Regions from separate parts of the Homo sapiens genome. Here region 2 is linked to region 1. A link is a loop called in an ENCODE intact Hi-C map of the cell type or tissue named here. Cell type or tissue: natural killer cell. All regions are shown on one strand.

Region 1 (4,000 bases):
GAAGGACTGTAAAGAGAAAAGGGGAGAAGGGGACATATTCCCCCATGCCAGCAGTGGTAGTGAGGGAGCAGAGTTGGAACATAGCTTCAGACAGTGGTGATAGGAGGCAACAGGAAATGCCATTGCTCTACCCACATTTCTTTGGATTCTTTACCAACTCTTGCACTCATCCTCCCTGTGTACTATCCCCTACAACAGTCAGCACCTGTATCTCTTAATTTGCGAGGTGGCCTCAGACTGCTAGATCCCCTTTGAGAACTGATGTAAAGTTGGAATCTCCTGGATATTTATATCACTCCTGGGGAAGCCTTTAACTACAGATTAATCTGTAGCTACCCCTACTCCCTTCCCTCTATGGAGGAGGGATCTAAGGTGTGACCTTTGAATCTGCACTTCAAAACTGAGCCAAAGTTTTCTTAGCAGAACTTTGATACTATGCCCTTGCTTGGCCAAATTTTCTTTCCACTCCCATTTCTTCACACCCCAATTTTTCCAGCGAACACTAACTATGTTCTTTTCATATAAATTTTCATGTCAGTGTCTGCTTCTGAAGAAATAACATGGTGTTGAGTCTCTGCCAAGTAGGGGCTGCACTGGCTACTCTGCCTAAAGTAAGAGACTGAAATAATGGTCTTTTCAGTGGAAGAAGCCCCACTAGCCTAGGGAAACAGAAAGAATTTCTCTGAATGGAAATAAGAAAAAGAAAATGCTACCATGAGAAAGTGAGACCCATGCCTCCAAAACATGCACATATGAAATCAGAATTTACATGCTTGTCGAGAACAAGAATCCTCAAGCTAAGAAATTAACATTAAAAAACTTGTCTTGAGTGGGTAAGATGCAGATGGAAATTCAAAACTACCCTGCAAAATTTCTGCCATGCACAAGACAAGCAACTCCCATAGGAGGGAGGGTAGGGAGAGGATGTGGTGGATAATGACAGAAGCTCACAGTCCAAAAAATTACAGACCACACAAAGAAATGGTTTCACATCGATGAAGTCTCATTTCAACAACTGGATGATTCTATGATCTGAAAAAAGAAAAAACCTATATAATCAGTATGTTTAAAATGATTGAAGAAAGTAATATAGAATGCAAATCATAATGAAAGAAAATTCATCATAAAATAACAGACACTTAAAGAAGACTGTAGTATAACATCTATAAAGATTATGATGGCAGATTAAACACACGCCCAGAATTTATTCACTCCAGAAACGCTGCCAAAATTACAAGCCCCAAAAAACCTTTTAATCCACAAAGATGAAGAGAGCAGCAGGGGAGACAACAGTGACAGGTCTTTGAAACCTGAAAAGCAGATAACCAGTGTCAGTGACTTGTGAAACCTGTGAAAGATGAATAAAAATTGGCTGAAAAACTAATAACAAAATCCATTCCACCACAGAGTCTTCCAAAGATTCTGGAACTACCAACACCCAATTAACTCTAGACTTGTAATTTAGGGAAAAGTGACTCCATGAAAAAGAGTGAGAAAAGCTGTTTCTGAAGCAGCTAGATTTCTACTAGATTCCTTCTCCTTTCCCTTTCCCAGTTTGTTCTTCAGAACTATTAACTCTGCCCAAGAAATTTGAAGGACTTTTTCCTGGAAAGGATAAAAACAAAAAGTTTTAGGGACTGCTAATTGCCAGTCAGAGTTGAAGGTCTGTATGGGAAATAATACCAAGAAAAGGAAAGTGAAGTGATCATATGAATACTAAATGCTGAATGGTTTGGCTCCCAGACAAAACACATCAGACCTTTGCTATCCAGTAGACTCATAGAGTAGACTTCGGAGTATGTAATCCACCCATAAGGAAAACGCACAGATACTGATAATCCCATTGAGATATTCAAATTTGACCAGTCTCACTTATGCACTCAGATCTTTCAATCAGTTTTTAAGGCCCCATCCCTTAATCATGAATAACCAGTCAATAGAGGACAAAAGATCCACACAAAAATATTACCAAAGAAAACTTTAAATTAAGAAGTATTAATAAGTAAAACCATTATTAATATCCCCAAAGAAAGAAGACTATATTTGGATTCATAAAAAGAATAGATTCTATAGAAACAACATGAACATTCAGATAACACGGGAAAAAAAGTTTGTGGAAATCTGTTTTTTTTTTAATTATTGTAAAAATGAAACTCTCAATAAAAGAGTTGGTAGATAAAGTTAAGGAAATCTTTCTGAAAGTAGAGCAAAAAGAGATGGAAAAAAAAGAAAATTAGAAGACTATCCCAGAAAGTCTAAGATCAAGGATGAGGAAATACAGGAAGAGAGAAAACATAACAATTGAAAGAATTAAAGATGAAATATTGCAAGCAATATTACCCCAAAATGAGAATTATAAATTTCCAGATTGAAAGGGACTCCATGAGTGCTCAGCATAATGAAAGAAATTAGATTCTCACCCACATCAACACATCAACATCGCAGCAACAAGTCAGAACACAGGAAATAAAAAGAAGATGCCGCAAACACCTAAAGAGAAAAAACAAATGAACAACTTTTGATATGAGTAAAGTAACCACATAATCTATTATCCTAACCAGAACACTTTAAAATTAATGTTTTTAAATTTTTTGATTGACAAATTGGTTTATGTCATTGGCAGACTTATGAAATAGTTCTATTTGAAAACTTGTTTTAAAAATCAAATTGCTTCAAAAATATAGCACTTATCTGTTGCATTGAAGCAAAAAAACTTTATATAAATTTTCTGAACATTAAATAATAACAAACAGAATAACTGTTTTGGCAATATTCATTTACAGTAATCATTTTTAGCTGTTTCTATATACTTTTTAGCTATCTATTAATACTAAGATGTCATTTGTATTTTTCTCAAGAATGCTTCTTTTTATTGTGGTCATATGGTTTTCATCATTTATATGAAATTTTCATCAATCCTCTACACTTAATAGTTAATAAATTAGAAAATGTTTACGCTCTTGCTTGGCTCTTCTCTGTAGACCATATTTTTCATTGAAAGACTACTTTCCCCATAGATGGTGAAGAAGTTGATAATATCAGATAAATTTTAATTTTTCCTAATGGAATTATATGATTATTTCAGCTCAAATATTTTCATTAAGTATCTTAATTTGTAATTATTTTCTCAGTAAACATTTTATTGAACATTTACTATGTGCTGAGCACTATCTCTGATCTGTTGTAATTGTTGTTGTTCATTTAGAAAATTCCACTTTTTGTAATCCCAGATTTTGGGAAGCTGAGGCGGGCAGATCACTTGAGGTCAGGAGTTCGAGACCAGCCTGGCCAACATGGTGAAACCCCGTCTCTACTCAAAATACAAAAACTAGCCGGGCATGGTGGTGCACACCTGTAGTCCCACCTACTCGGGAGGCTGAGGCAGGAGAATTGCTTGAATCTGGGAAGCAGAGGTTGCAGTGAGCCGAGATCATGCCACTGCACTACAGCCTGGGCGATAGAGTGAGCCTCCATCTCAAAAAAAAAAAAAAAAAAAGAAAAGAAAATTCCACTTTTTATTTTAGGTTCAGAGATACATGTGCAAGCTTGTTATAAAGGTATATTACGTGTAATAGGGGTTTGATGTGCAGATTATTTCATCACTCAGGTAATAAGCATTAATAGTTAATAGGTACTTTTTCAATCCTTACCCTCTTCCCACCCTCCACCCTCCACCCTCCAGTAGGCCCTTGATGTCTGCTGTTTCCTTCTTTGTGTTCATGTGTACTCAAAGTTTAGCTCCACTTATGAGTGAGAACCTGTGGCATTTGGTTTTATGTTCCTGCCTTAGTTTGCTTAGGATAATGACTTCCAGCTCCATCCATGCTGCTGCAAAGATACAATCTTGTTCTTTTTTATGGCTGTGTAGTATTCCACAATGTATGCATACCATATTTTATTTATCCAGTCTACTATTTATGGGAATTTAGGTTGACTTCATGTTTTTGCTATTGTGAATAGTGCTGACCTATGGAGTGGTACTATGATGATGGGAAAGGCC
Region 2 (4,000 bases), 210 kb after region 1:
AAACTATATTTCCCAAGATTCAAACACAAACATAATGTAATAATAACAGCTGGACACTTGGAAGATGTTAGCAAGTGACCATGCAGATACTTTAAATCTGGACTCTCTTTGGATTCTAGAGAGCATGTTTCTAAGATCACGTTGTCTTCTTCAGGAGTCAACCATACAATCACTTTCCTCAGGAAGTTCCATAGGACAAGATATAGAACAACACACAAATAAATATTCAAAGAAGAGAATGTTTTGATGTGTCTGGTTCCTCTGACTCAAAAAAAAAAAAAGGTCTCTTTTAAGGACTCAGACAGGGACAAGGGCTCCCTTCCTTCTTCATGGGAACAGATGCAAAAGATCTCTTCTGACTGGCCCCTTCTCTTTAAATCTTCTTTTTTCATTTATTTCTAAAGTATCCAAAGGCACAGGACAGGCTGCTGCTACACATCATTATTTGCAGTCCTTTGAATGTCTTCAGCAAATGACCTCACTACCTCCTAGAAGGACATGAGTCAGACCTTAGCATGAAAACAAACATACACCTAAACCATGTCACACTCTTGAGAACATATTCCTCTTAGCTTCACAGATGCTGAGAGTGTTAAGATTTGAGCACAGTACATAAGTCATTTGAATTAAAGCCTTCTTCATACAATCAAATTAAGAGACTTGGCTAAGGGCACACAGCTAATTAGAGCTTAAGCTAAGACTAGAATCCTAGATTGCTAATTCCTAGTCTAATGCTTATTTGTGCTATATCAAGAGGCCTTTAAGTCATGAGAAATTACATAAATGAATGACAATCTACTTTTGTGGGTTATGCATTGCTACTCAAGCGGAGCCAAGAGCTGTAAGCCACAGAGTAAAATAAAACTCTGTATGAACTGGACATTCTTCAGGAGATATGTGATGTGCCAGAGATTCCTGACATCTCCACCTACTTGCACAGCTGTTGTTACACATGATGAACACCAAGGAGATAATATAAGGAAAGGAAAACAAGGCACGCACATCTGCATGTGCATGCACACACCTCCTCTCCCTTGCCCTACTGTAATCCATCTGATGAGCTACCTATATCCTAAGAACATAGGTCAAGAAAGATATGCAACAGCATCCCAGTTTTACGAGGGAGAACGGAAAGAATCAAGTCCACCAGAGATGGACTTTTTCAGGGACCTTAAGAATCAGTAAGAAAAGAAAGGAATTTTCATTCATTCCTTCTTTCACTCAGCACATTTGTATCTTATTCCTGCCATGTCCAGGTATGGTGCTAGTCAGTGAGGATACACAGATAAAACATACAAGTCCCTGCCTTCAGGATGCTAACAGTTAATTGGGCAGGCAACAATTGCCAAGCTGTGTGGGAAGTGCCATGGTGGAACGTGGCAGCTGAGAGAAAAGATTTACAAAGGGTGGAGGCTGGGGGATGCAGAGAAGCAGAAGGGAGAAGAGGATACAGGAAAAAGTTAATGCTAAGAAGGTCTTCCCAAGAGTGAATAGTAAAAATATTAGAAATTACATCATTTTCTTCTCTAAGAGACATTCTCACATACTCAATAGTTCGGTGGTTCTCAAAGTGTGGTCCCAAGGCTAGATGTGTCAGCATCACCTGAGAACTTGTTGGAAACAGAAATGGTCTGACCATATCCCAGAACTACTGAATCAGAAACTCTTAGGATGGGGCCCAGCACTCTGTTGTAACAAGCCCCCAGGTAATTCTAATGCGCTCTAAAGTTGGAGAACCATTATACTAGATAAATCAAAGCAAACTCGAGGGGAATGAAAGCCCATATGTCCAAGCAGTTAAGAGCAGGCCTGAGGGCAATGATTCTAGTGTGGTAATGTTTCATGTAAATGCACCAAAATGGGAAGTAATCTTTTGTCAGATATGACCTAATTTATATTTCAGAAAATATGGTTCTCTGTTTTTGAAGGCCTATGGACCCCTGTGTTTCCTAAGATCTACCATACAAATGACTGATATTCCTGAAGTAAAAGCTTTGTAATTTAACCTGGAGTCAAGAGTCTTGGATGGAGATCAACACAGATCTTCAGAAGGCACAAGAAGGTCCCATAGGACACACTACAGAATCTAGCGATGGGACTCACAGGGACTGTACCATTTACATTTTCCCTAGGGCTACATAGTCCCTGATTTTCAGTGTCTGCTTCTTTCTTTATGGCTTCCCCCATAGAAGGGTTTTCTACTTCCACTTATCATAGTTTGCCACATGACCCTTCTTGGCCTCAACTCTATAAGATATTAGAGTTCCCATATCTGGAAGTGTGTCTAGCATCATACTCTAAGTGTCTTAGACTTAAAGCTTCTTAGTTTAAATTCTTAAAAGAGAGAATGTGATCGTCCCAATGGTTCATTTAGCTGTGGCCTCCGGTATTAACAAAGCAGAAACAGCAGCAGACCGGAGGCTGAGTATTGACGTTAGAAGAGGTTATGGAACTGGCAAGGAGACAACGTTCAGAAAACCTAACACAGTAGAAATTATCCATTTGGCCCCTGAGAGTTCCATCTAACTTCACGAGTCTCTGGAACAACAGTGTATCCTTTATTTCTGTAAATTCCAAACAAATGGTAGGAAATTCATAGAAAAATGCAACAGCTTGTAAAATATGTTGATTACATATTTTAAAACCTTAATTATACATGCACCCTTCACTCTAGAAATTTAAATCCTAGGGTTTTATCTTAAGAGAAAATTTGGGATGTGCCCAATAAGAAATAAGGAAAAGGAATTCTTGTCACGGTATTGTTTTTCATAGCAAACTTTTTTTACAAAAAGAAATGATCTAAATATCTAGAAATTGGGATTTTTATCAATGGAAGTCATTTTTACTTTTTTTGTTTTTACAAAAAAAATTCATCATTCATCTTTGGTAAACTTTTTTCTCTTCATTAAAAAAAAGTCAGTAAGCCTTAACATTGTTTTAATACTGGCATAAGGAAATTGCAAGCAGATGGCCTCCCACGTTCTGTTTTTCTTGTCTGGGTTACAGTCACTATGATGATCTAGCTGCAGCTGCTGGATGATCTCTTCCAGCTGCAGATTTGATTTGCTCCTACTAGTCCCTAATTGAATTTAGTCGCTTCCCTTCTCTCCTCCACATCAGCAGAGGCCTCCCAATCTTAAAGTCCCAGTCTGCCTCTGTCCCTGTGTCCAAGGGCAGAAAAGTCCATATTTTGGGCTCTGAAGTTCAACTAGATTAAATTTCAGTCATTCCAGTCAATAATCTAAAATAGTTTTTATAATTAATGGCTAACTAGTTCTAGTCTTTGACTTGCTAGGAATTACTTGAGTCTCCATGTCTTCCTATCATCTTAACAGACAAGAGCAGAATGAGTTGGAATGCTAAAAAAAAAAATGAAATTTATCTTTTCTTTAAATACAAGAAAGATCTTGTGTCCAAGAAAGATTACAAAATTACGGTATTAGAGTATAAATAGCTAGAATTAATAGAGTGATTTTCCCTAACCCAGAATCTTTTCCTCTTTGTCAGAATGTTGGATGAAAGGACACAGAGTTGAGAGAATGTGATAATTCTTAACCCATTGCTAAGGGTGTAACCATGAAATTTCTTTACTGTAAAGTTAAAGCTTCGGGTTATTACAAACCCAAAGGAGTTTGTTAAGACCTGGCAACAAAATCAATAAAGGTGAAAGCAATTTACATCACCCTGGATGATCGCAATTTTTTTAATAGTCCCAAAGTCACCATATTTGCCATTAGTCTATATCTGTAACATGGACATCTGAGGACAATGTGACTCATATGGCTGAGGATCTCCAAAATACAATAAAATCTAAACTCACTCCTAAGAAGAGTAGGAGGAGCATGAAAAGTACTGTGTGTCTCGTTAGTATGGCAAATGAAAGTATACAATTTTTGTGACTACTTAGCTCACCATGTCATCGACCCCAGACACACACTGCCCCTGAGTGTCTTCCTCTGTAAAATAACGACACCTCGGCATGGCTAATAAATAAAAGTTT

What was found. Hi-C counts contacts between places; a loop is a spot of excess contacts. Peaks named below come from ENCODE experiments on the same cell type or tissue, not always from the same donor. Only the 100,000 strongest peaks of a DNase experiment are listed, where the experiment ranks them.
Region 2: a loop joins it to region 1, with 3 times the contacts of the local background. A loop is called at or near these places in 1 of 110 quality-filtered maps.

What each region holds. Positions count from the first base shown.
Region 1 is chr5:40,359,130-40,363,129 of GRCh38, forward strand. No RefSeq gene overlaps it. Among named protein-coding and RNA genes, the nearest start is that of LINC00604, 120 kb to the left of the region's middle. In natural killer cell, no CTCF peak of the experiment used is centred here; a DNase peak (open chromatin) is centred at 2,442; H3K4me3 peaks cover 280 bases; H3K27ac peaks cover 1,261 bases.
Region 2 is chr5:40,570,103-40,574,102 of GRCh38, forward strand. No RefSeq gene overlaps it. Among named protein-coding and RNA genes, the nearest start is that of PTGER4, 110 kb to the right of the region's middle. RefSeq lists an enhancer at 849-1,078. In natural killer cell, no CTCF peak of the experiment used is centred here; no DNase peak of the experiment used is centred here.